2 separate regions of the Homo sapiens genome follow, and region 2 is linked to region 1. The links are chromatin loops, found by intact Hi-C in ENCODE. Cell type or tissue: PC-3. All regions are shown on one strand.

Region 1 (2,500 bases):
AAAGAGAGTCTGAGCTCAGACACACGTAACCCCATCCCCACCTGATGGTCTTTCCCTACCCACCCTGCTAGTGGAAGACAAAGGACATACAATCTTGGGAGATCTAGGGCCCCACCCACTGCCAGTCTCTCTCCACACTACTACAGTTGATGCTTTCTGGAAAGTGCCACCTCCTGGCAGGAGGTCAATCAGCACAAAAATAGAGCATCAAACCACCAAAGCTAAAAACCCTCATGGAGTCCATTGCACCCTCTGCCACCTCCACCAGAACAGGCACTGGTATCCATGACTGAGAGACCCATACATGGTTCACATCACAGGACTTTGTGTAGAAACCCCCAGCACCAGCCAGGAGCTGGGTAGACTCACTGGGTGGCTAAATCCAGAAGAGAGACAACAATCACTGCAGTTCAGCTCACAGGAAGCCACAACCACAGGAAAAGGGGGCAAGTACTACATCAAGGGAACACCCTGTGGGACAAAAAAAAAAAAAAAACCTGAACAGCAGCCTTCAGCCCTAGATCTTCCCTTTGACAGAACCTACCCAAATGGGAAGGAACCAGAAAAGCATCCCTGGTAATATGACAAAACAAGGCTCAAAAACACCCCCCAAAAATCACACTAGTTCACCAACAATGGATCCAAACCAAGAAGAAATTCCTGACTTGCCTGAAAAAGTATTCAGGAGGTTAGTTATTAAGCTAATAAGGGAGGGACCAGAGAAAGGTGAAGCCCAATGCAAGGAAATCCAAAAAAAGATACAAGAAATAAAGGAAAAAATTATTCAACAAAATAGATAGCTTAAATAAAAAAAATCAAAAATTCAGGAAGCTCCTTTATAAATTACCCAACCACTGGTATTCTTTTACAGCAATGTAAAATGAACTAAGACACAGGTCATTATATAAAGAGATTGATTCAACTCTTCTTATATAACAAGATTATATAGCAAGCTACTAAAAAACCAGAGCACCCAGACTCATTAAAAACATTCTACTAGACCTCAGAAAACAGATTGATAGTAATATAAAAATAGTGGGAGACTTCAAACCACACTGACCACACTGACAGCAATAGACAGATAATTGAGGCAGAATATCAACAGAGAAACACTGGACTTTAATTGGACTCTAGAAGATACGGGCCTAGCCACAATAAGTCTCAATAAATTTTATTTTAAAAATTGAAATGATACTGTGAATCCTCTTGGACCATAATGGAATATAACTAGAAATAAATTCCAAGAGGAACTCTCAAAAATATACAAATACATGAAAATTTAACAACCTTCTCATGAATAATCATTGAGTCAACAATGAAATTAAGGCGGATATAATTTTTTTTTTAGAAAGGAACACAAATAAGAATACAACATGCCAAAACCTCTGGGATCAACAAAAGCAGTGCTAAGAGGAAATAATATAGCAATAAATGCATGCATTTAAAAGATAGAAATGACTCAAATTAACAACCTAATGCTGCACCTCAAGAAAATAGAAAAAGAAGAACAAACCACACCCACAGCTAGCAGAAGAAAAGAAATAACAAAGACTAGAGTGGAATTAAATGAAATTAAGACAAAAAAAGGGTCAACAAAATGAAAAGTTGGTTCTGTGAAAAAATAAAAGAAAAGACTGCCACCTAGATTAACCAAAAAAGAGAAGATTCAAATAAGCACAATCAGAAATGATAAGGTGACATTAGAGCTGACAACACAGAAGTACTAAAGATCATCAGAGGCTACTATGAACAACTATACATTCATAAACTAGAAAAACTAGAGTGAAAGGATAGATTCCTGGAAGCATACAACCTCCCAAGATTGAACCAGAAATAGAAATAATGAACAGACCAATAATGAGTAGTAAAATTGAATCAGTAATTAAAAAAAAAAACCTCCCAAGAAAAAAATGTCCAGGACCAGACACATTGATAGCTGCTTTCTACCAAATGTACAAGGAAGAACTGATACCAATCCTGAAACTGTTCTAACAAATCAAGGAGGTAATGCTTTGTAACTCAGTCTATGAAATTAGCATAATCCCTATAACAAAGCCATGCAAGGACAAGAAAAAAAGGAAAACTATAGGCCAAACTTTCTGATGAACACAGATGCGAAATATTAACAAACCAAATTCAATAGCACATTAAAATAATGCAATATGATCAAGTGGATTTTATCTCAGGAATGGGAGAACGGTTCAATATTCACAAACCAATAAATGTGATTCACCACATAAATATAATTAAATTTAAAAAGCATATAATCAACTCAATAGATGCAGAAAAACACTTGATTAAGCCAAGCATCCCATCATGAATGAAACCCTCCACAAACTAGGGATGAAAGGAACATACTTCAAATTAATAAAAGCCATATATGAAAAACGAGAGCTAGCATCATACTGATTGGAGAAACTGTGAAATCCTTCCCTCTAAGAACTAGAACAAGGCAAAGATGCCTACCTTCAGCTCTCCTATTCAACATAGTACCAGAAGT
Region 2 (2,500 bases), 76 kb after region 1:
CTGTTTTTTATTTACTGCTTTAAATATAAGGTCTCAACCTTTTCTGCCTTATATGGTTTCTGCTGAGAAGTCCACTGTTAGTCTGATGAGATTTGCTTTATAGGTGACTAGGCATTTTTGCCTCACCAATTTTAGGTTTTTTTTTTTTTAATTGCACATTGACATTACACAGTTTGATGACTGTGTAATGTCATGGTGAATTTCATCTTAAATTGTATTTTTTTCTGATTTTTGTTGGGCCTCCTGTTTCTGGATATCTAAGTCTCTTGCTAGAGTAAGAGAATTTTCATTAATTATTTACTTAAGTAGGTTTTCTAAACTTTATTTTTCTTCTCCATTAGGAATACTGATGATTTACACCTTTGGTCATTTTACGTAGTCCCATACTTCTTGAAGGCTTTGTTAATTTCTTTTAATTCTTTTTTCTTTATTTTTGTCTAACTGAATTAATTTAATTAATTAAGCTAGACCTTTCTTCCAGTTCTGATATTCTCCTTCTTCTTGGTACAGTCTATTATCGATGTTTTTCGTGTATTTTGTAATTCCACTATAATTTTTTATTTCCCAGAAGTTTCATTTTTTAAAAGATATCTAACTCATTGGTAAATTTCTCATTTACATCTGTCATTGATTTTATTTTATTTTTATTGACTTCAGTTTTCACTTGCATCTCATCGAGCTTTCTTAAAATTAAAATTTTGAACTATTTATTTGGAATTTTGAGGATTTTCTTTTTGGTTAGAATTTTTTTTCTGAAGAAATACTGTTTCTTTTGGTGGGTCATAATACTTGACTTTTCATATTTTTGGTATTACACTTATTTGTTCATACCTCAAAAAACAGTAACTTCTTATTTTTAAATTTACTTTTATTGGGGCAAGACATTTTATTTCATGAGGATATGACTATGCTGTTTATTGAATAGGGCATTTGGCTTTGCTTTTGGCTATATTTGAAGTAGTGAAGATACTGCATGATTTTATTGGTTATAAGTAAACTTAGTGTTACTTAAAGTCCATTTGTAGTAGAGGTATACTGTGTAGTTGAGCAGGCTCATAATCTCCTGAGTCACCAGGGTGGCATGGAACATTGATAGCAGAGGTAAACAGGAGGTAATCTTATTTCTGAAGTCAAATAATGTCATCTTTTCCCAGGTCTGGAAAATTTTTAGGCTTATTTATTTATTTTTACGTTTGCTTTGTAGTTCTTTGTCTCTCGCTTCTCCTGGAACTTCTACTATGCAATGTTTGTTTTCTTGATGGTGCTTCATTGTTGATGTAGTCCTTCTTCATTATTTCTTCTTTTTCCTTTTCTGATTAGATAACTTCAAATGTCATATCTTTAGTTCATTGACTCTTTGTTCTACTTGATCAAGTCTGATGTTAAAGCTTTCTATTTTTTTCTTCAATTATTGTATTCTTTATCTCTAGAATTTATATTTATTTCTTTTGTTTATTTAAGGTTTGGGGGTATATGTGAAGGTTTGTTACATAGGTAAACTCATGTCACGGGGGTTTGTTGTACAGGTTATTTCACCACACAGGAATTAATTGCAGTACCCAATAGTTATTTTTTCTGCTTCTCTCCCTCCTCCCACCCTCTATCCTCAAGTAGACTCCAGTGTATGTTGTTTCCTTATCGTGTTCATAAGTTATCATCATTTAGCTCCCACTTGTAAGTGAGAACAAGGAGCATTTGGTTTTCCGTTCCTGCATTAGTTTGCTGAGGATAATAGCCTTCAGCTCCATCCATGTTCCTACAAAAGACATAATCTTTTTCTTTGTATGGCTGTATAGTGTTCCATGGTGCATATGTACCACATTTTTTTAATCCATTCTGTCATTTATGGGCATTTAGGTTGAATCCATGTCTTCGCTATTGTGAATAGTGCTGCAATAAACATTGTGTGCATGTGCATTATGGTGGAATGATTTATATTTCTTTGAGTATGTACCAAGTAATGGGATTACTGGGTCAAATGGTAATTCTGGTTTTAGCTCTTTGAAAAATCATCATACTGCTTTTGACAATAATGGAAATAATTTAAACTCCTACCAACAGTGTATAAGTGTTCTCTTTTCTCAGCAACCTCATCATCATCTGTTATTTTTTGATTTTAAAGAATAACAGATTCTGACTTTTTTGAGATGGTTGCTAATGGTGGCTTTGATTTGCATTTCTCTAATAATCAGTAATACTGAGCTTTTTTTATTTTCATATGCTTGTTAGCCACATGTAATATTCTTTGAAGAAGTGTCTGCTCATGTCTTTGTCTGCTTTTTAATGGGATTATTTGTTTTTCTCTTGTAAATTTTTTTAAATCCCTGATAAATGCTTGAGATTAGACCTTTTTCAGATATGTAGTTTGAAAATATTTTCTTCTGTTCAGTATGTTGTTCATTTACTCTGTTGATAGTTTTTTTTTTTTGCTGTGCAGAAGCTGTTATATTTAATTGGATCCCACTAATTTTTGCTTCTTTAACAATTGTTTTTATTGTCT

The links. Hi-C counts contacts between places; a loop is a spot of excess contacts. Peaks named below come from ENCODE experiments on the same cell type or tissue, not always from the same donor. Only the 100,000 strongest peaks of a DNase experiment are listed, where the experiment ranks them.
Region 2: it touches region 1 in a loop (13-fold over the local background); 1 of 110 quality-filtered maps calls a loop at or near these places.

Annotation. Positions count from the first base shown.
Region 1 is chrX:84,041,509-84,044,008 of GRCh38, reverse strand. No RefSeq gene overlaps it. Among named protein-coding and RNA genes, the nearest start is that of RPS6KA6, 150 kb to the left of the region's middle. RefSeq lists an enhancer at 1-37. In PC-3, no CTCF peak of the experiment used is centred here; no DNase peak of the experiment used is centred here.
Region 2 is chrX:83,965,086-83,967,585 of GRCh38, reverse strand. No RefSeq gene overlaps it. Among named protein-coding and RNA genes, the nearest start is that of CYLC1, 110 kb to the right of the region's middle. In PC-3, no CTCF peak of the experiment used is centred here; no DNase peak of the experiment used is centred here; H3K27ac peaks cover 440 bases.